Regions from separate parts of the Mus musculus genome. Here region 1 is linked to region 2. Evidence: chromatin contacts called from ENCODE Hi-C data. All regions are on one chromosome and are shown on one strand. Each heading gives the region's core, a stretch centred on a gene start or an enhancer-like site at or near the end of the contact. The rest is flanking DNA. Distances are from core to core; before and after follow the strand shown.

Region 1 (2,981 bases), core at 481-2,980, 190 kb after region 2:
ACCCTTTACTTGTTGAGCCATCTTGCCCTTCTGTTTTAATTTTTGTTTTGAAGCAAAGTTTGATATAGCATGGACTGTCCTCAAACTCCAAACCAATGGTGCTCTTCAACTTCTGACCCATCTGCCTCCACCTCCCAAATGTAGGGATTGCAGTTATGCACTACAACTCCTATGAAGTGTTGGGTCTGGGAACCAGAGCCTCATGCATGCTGGGTAATCACTCTACCAATCGAGCCATAGCCTGGTCCTTTATAGGCCAAGCTGCTGACCTAGAACTTGCATTTTTCCTCCTATGCTTTCCAAGGGCTATGACTACAGATGTGTGCCACACCCAGCTCCTAGCATTGACACTTAAAACAATTTTTACAAGCGTATGTGTGCATGTGTACACACATGTGACACTGCAACTACAACTTGCAGTAAGTAGTTGGCTCTCTCCTCCACCTAGAGGAAGGTTGGGGACAAGCGCTCCCACTTACCGAGGTCCTGGGTAAAGTACTCAACAAGCTGCCTCATTGAGAATTGAATTGGGAGGGGGTGATCAGGGTTCAAGTGTGGAGGGCAGAAACATGGCAACCTCTGAGGGGGTGGGGCAAGGCAGAGTCTTAGACTTAGGGCCTTCCTTGAGATCTTTGTGAGATGTATTCTGGACCTTCAGTCTGTCTGGTCATCAGCACTTGCTGGTTGCCCTGGGGGGAGCCAGGGTCACTTGGAAAGGACAGCTAGGAGTCCAGTGCAGGACTGGCTTTAGCAATCTGAAAACACTCCCCTCATCTTGTAGAGCCCCTGATGTGTTTAGTTCTAGGCCTCTACCTGCAGGAATCAGGTGAGCCCAGGCAGGAATGGGCCTCCCCAGGAAATGTGTCAGGGAGGTCTTGATTGATTTACTTTCCCATAATCTTGTTTTCAGAAAGACAGAAAACAAAACAAAGCAGTTCCTGCTCCCTGCAAAGTTCTGGTGGTTGATGAGGGGTACTGGTGTGATAGGATTTGTGGTGACAGCCTGTGCTCCAACAAGCCAGAATTGGCAACTTATTCCCCATATGTCAATTAGAACAGCCAAATTAACAGTGAAAAGCAGATTTACTCAGTGTGGCTACATTGTGAAGTGGGACAAAGAAATTTAGAGACTCTCCCAAAACTGTGTTTGGGGTCCTAAAGGGAGGTGAAGAGTTAAGTAGAGGCCAGAATTATGGATGTCTAAGCCATCTCAGTCAAGGTGTGGTCCCGTCCAGTGCTGTCTGGGTTTCCTGTCTTCAGCGAGGTGGTCTGACAAGTTGTTGGCAAAGTGTAAACCTCATTCCTGGAGAAAGTTCTCCTCTGTTGGCCCAGGCTTTAGACTTTCTTCTCTCCCAGCTGGAGATTCCTGGGGGTTGGGGCTGGGGTTGAGGGTGGGGGGAAATTCCAGTTTCTTGGGGCTCATTGTTTCAATACTCTGATAGCCAAAGTGAGGGGCCCAAAGTGTTTGTTTAGAGTGAGTTTATCCCTGTTAGGCTGGTTACAACAGGACTTTCCGAACAGCTAGGATCAAACTTAAACACACAGCAGTCCCCAACCCCCACCGTAGGCAGGGCAGGGTAGGATATTTAGCTCTTTCTCCACTCCCCTCGCCTTTCTTTTCTCCCTTCCTCCCTGCCTCTCTCTTCCCTTCAGCTTAGCTGGTCCCTATGCTGGGCCCCTTAGCACAAAGCCCTGGTCTCTCTCCTCGAGGGATATTTTTAGTCAGTAAGAGGGATTATCAGCTGAGTTCCAGGTGGAGGGGCCTGGCTGGGAGAGGAGCCAGCCGGGCTTCAAAGAGCTGGCAAGCTGAGGGAGAAGGGAGAAACACAGGGGTAGGAGGGCCTTGAGGATAATAAAGGTCGAGACCGGACATGTTGGCGCAGCAACCTACACTGACTCTTTGCTTGACCTCGCTCACATTCATTGCCCTGTAGGCTGCTCTGGCCTAACCCAACTTGAGCACAAGGCATAGAATTTAAGGGAAGGACAATAGAGGTCAGGAGGGTTTCCAGGCTGAGAACTGCCTAGGAATCACCTAGAAAACTGGTGGTGATGCACATTTTCCATCCCAGAACTGGGGAGGCAGAGGCAGGAGGATTTTGAATGCCAGGATATTCTGGGAGACCCTGACTTTGAAAACCAGGTGCTGGGGGATGTGGTGGGGGTGGCTCACTGGTGAGTGCTTGGCTAGCATCTGACGGGCCATGGGACCTATCCCGGCACTGCAGACGCAATATATTTCTAGCATCTTCCAGTAAGGAGCTGGAATTGTATGGCGCATCCTTACCTAGAACCCACCAGGAGGGCTGGACCTCCCTAGGCTCCTCTTAATAAGAGGCTGGGAGGGGGGATGGTTCAGCAGTAGAGCACAGGCTTAGAATCTACCATTGTGGATCTGGGAGTGTGACTCAGTGGAAAAGACCCTTTCTAGAATCCCCCAGTGAGGGGCAAGGGTCATGTCTTCGTGGTAGAGTGCCATCATAGGACTGGGGTTGTGGCTCAAAAGTAGATTGTCTGTCTAGAATCTACCAGTGTGGGGCTGGGTGTATGTGTTATTGGAGAGCATTTGCCTAGCCTGGTTCTGGGTTCCACTCTCAGAACTGGGAGTGTGGGGACCTGAGGAGTGGAGCATGAAGAAGAAAAGCACCCACTGCCTCGTGGCACCTTTGCTCTGCAAGCAAGAAGACACTCACAGAAATGCTTCTGATTCCAGTGCTGGGGATTAGAGACAGGGGGATCCTGGGTACTCACTGGGCATTCCAGCCAGCTTGTAAACTATAGGTACAGTGAGAGAACCTGGCTCAAAAAAATAAAGTGGGAAACAATTTAGGAAGATACCTAGGGTCTACCTCTGGGCTCCACATGTACATGCAGAGCTCGTGGACTTGCCCATGTACGCATAAACCACTCACCACACAAAGCATCATCCAGAAGCTGCCACATACCAGTGACCCCTCAGTCTTTCTCGGACCACTTCCCTC
Region 2 (3,038 bases), core at 34-2,533:
AAGACTGCTTAAAGATTTCTCACCTCTCTGTGTATGTGTTTTGGTGGAGGGAAAAAAACGAGAGAAAGAACCCTAGCAACGCCTCAATGTGTTTTTGGTACTCACAACTGGAAGAAGTAGGAGGCAGAGATGCTAATACTCAGTAGGCAGAAGAAGCCAGGCATGCTATCCAACTTTCTGCAATGCATAGGGCAGCCAGGCCCTCCCAACCAACCATTATCTGACTCTAACTGCCTGTAACAAGGAGGTTAAGAAAGCTTTAACATCCGATCTTGCCTCTTCTAGAGCTCTGGCCAGCGGTGTCCCACATGGACACTTCCGATAATGGAAGCTCTGTCTAGTGCAAAAAAGTTCTCCACCTGCTCTCCACATAGTAGGCGTCAAACCCATTTTGGCATGCTTTAGCAGCAGAAGACAAGAGAAAGGGAAGATCCATCATCACTACCCATTGTTCAACAGCGTGCAATTGCCTTTTTAATATTTACACGTTATTTTACAAATGAAAACGTCCCTAAAACAGCTTTGTTAGAGATGGCGATCAAAGAAAAAATTTCCCCTTTCTCTTCTAGACTTCTACACACAGACGAAAGGTTTGCACACTTCTAAAAGGACCTCATGATTCGTCGCGGTGTGTCCAGAAAATCGTCCACAAAAGAAATCTATGGGATTTCCCGAGGGAGCAAGTCTGTGGGCCATGACCTCTGGCGCCCAAGGTCCTCGCTCCACTCTTCCACCCCCGGATCACCGGGCCTCCGAGATCAACTATCCGGGGCCCCCCAAGCCTCGGAGCCCGGCCCCCCAAAGCGCGTGCCCACGCTGTGTCCTTCTCCCGCCTCTCTCGCGGGAGCCCAGAGGAATCTGGCCCGGCGGAGGCTTGTCGCCAACCTGAATCAAACAGAGTCGGTTCCCATTCGCCCAGCCGCGGCCCACACGCGCGTCTCCATACCCAGGCCTACCGCGGCCTGGGGCCTTCGGCCGGTGCAGGCCCGGCGGACGCCCGTGGGGCTAGGCGAGCTCAGGCCCTAGCGCGGCCTACTCTTTCGGAAGTCGCCGAAGCCTCCGGCCTCACCTGAACACGGGCGGGAAGGCCCGGGACTCTGCTCCGGGGCGGGCGGCGCGGCGATAACGGCTCCGCACGGCCTCGGCAGCGGTGGCGGCGGCGGCGGCGGCGGCAGAGCGGTAGCGGTAGCGGTAGCGGCGACGGCGACGGCGACGGCGACGGCGACGGCGACGGCTGCGGCTCCTCCTCAGCGCGCACGACCCGCTCCCCGGCCCCGCGGCCCAGACACGCCCCCTGCTCAGCGCGCTCTGCTATTGGTCAGTGTCTTTGAAGAAGCGACGCTCATTGGTTGGCATGGCTGTCGCGGTACGCGGGTGCGCGCGGCGTAGGCGGGACTTCCTGTCGGCGTCGTCCGCGGTGGACCAAGGCGCCCAGTGGAGTCGCGAAGTGGCTGGCGATGGCCGCGGAGAGGGTGAGTTGGAGCCTGGCCCGCAGTGGACGCCGTCTGGACGTCGAGGCCAAAGAGTGGCGCTCTTTATAGAACGCACGTCGTGTGATCCTCACAATGCGGGCTGTGCAGCCGCTTACGTCCAGAGAAAGCAAGTTGGTCATCGGGAGCCCTCGCTAGGAGGACAGGATCCCCGATTCGAATCCCGGCCCGGACATTTCCGGTCTGCCTGCAGTTGAGCACCGGCTGACGTCACTGAGCCGGGCCTCAGTTTTGTTATCTGGTGAAGCGGGTTAAAGGATGTGGTCAGCATGGTCAGCCTCTGGGAATCTAAAGTTAAAATTTCTTGGTTTTAAGATTTTTCTTAGTGTGTATGCATGGGTGTTCAGCCTGCATGTATGTTAACCCTGTGCACCATATGCGTGTAGTGCAGATGGGAGTCAGAGAGAAGGTCGGATCCTCCGGGGGACTATTGTTAACTGCGTTTGGGAGCCGACTACTGAACCCATGTCTTCTGTAAAAGCAGCCAGTGATCTTAATTGCTGAGCCATCTTTCCAGCCCCACTTCCTTCGAAATTTAAAATGCCTACTATGTGCCAGGCAGTCGGGCAGTGACCAGAAAAACAACTGCCTGTGCCTTTTGGAGGCTGCTGTTCTGGACTAGTGCTATCAGAAACGTATATGCCACCCTGTTTGATTGAAAACTTCTCTATTGTCTCTACCTCTGTCCACCGTTTTTTAGCGTGTTTGTTTTCTTTTAGTCGGGATCTTCCTAAGTAGTCCTGGCTTGGAACTTATAAATCACGCTGACCATTGCCTCATAGAGATCTGCCTGCCTCTGTTTCCTGATTGCTGGGGTTTAGGGTGATGTTTCATATGATCCAGGTTGGCCTTAAACTTTCTGTGTAACGAAGGATGTCAGTGAAATGATCCTTTTGCTTTCATCTCCCAAGTTCTAGGATTACAGGCCTGCAACACAGCCGCTGCGTGTAGGTAACCTTTTAAAAGTAGTTCTACAGGATTTGAAAAAAAGTTATATTCAAAATTTTTATATTATGTATGTATTTGTTTGTATGTATGTACGTGTTTTTAAAGGATGGTGTTTGTGTATATGTGTATAATATGTATATATTATAATATGCATGTGTTTGTGTGACCATCTATGTGAGAGTCAAAGGGTTACTTGGAGGCGTCAGTTCTTCCGTCATAAGAGATATGGGGGTTGAACTCAGGTTTACACTCAGCAACCAATGTCTGTTCAGCTGAGTCATCTTTATAGCCTGCGATGTCCTTTGTAAAAAAAAAAATATTTATTCACTTAACATCCCAATTGCTGCCCCCACTCCTGGTCCCCTTCTCCTTCTCCTCTGAGAGGGTGGAGCCCCTCACCTTGGCATATCAAGTCTCTACAGGGAGAGGCACAACTTCTCTCTAAGGCAGACAAGGCAGCCCCGTTAGGGGAGCATATTCCGCTTGGGACATCCTTCATCAGCTCTGTACAGTAAAACTTTAAAGAAGCCACAAAATTGTCAGCTATATGGCAACTTAAATTTTAAAATTATTAACTTATGGGCCAAGGGCGTAGCTTAG

What was found. Hi-C counts contacts between places; a loop is a spot of excess contacts on that map.
Region 1: a map of adrenal gland shows a loop between it and region 2 (2.5-fold over the local background). The contact joins the enhancer-like site here to the promoter of Elavl1 in region 2. A Hi-C loop is called at or near these places in 2 of 37 maps with a recorded cell type or tissue (adrenal gland and heart).

What each region holds. Positions count from the first base shown.
Region 1 is chr8:4,510,606-4,513,586 of GRCm38, forward strand. The region is part of intron 1 of Cers4 (ceramide synthase 4); the gene reads left to right. Among named protein-coding and RNA genes, the nearest start is that of Cers4, 19 kb to the left of the region's middle. Within about 2 kb of position 1,731, at least 1 of the 3 ENCODE cell types and tissues checked has a DNase peak (open chromatin) inside an H3K27ac peak, as active enhancers do; it is heart, where a contact is called at or near this core.
Region 2 is chr8:4,323,817-4,326,854 of GRCm38, forward strand. It overlaps Elavl1 (ELAV (embryonic lethal, abnormal vision)-like 1 (Hu antigen R)), which reads right to left and starts at 1,284. Exons shown (of 6, transcript NM_010485.3): 1 at 1,070-1,284. It also overlaps a transcript of Ccl25 not described here.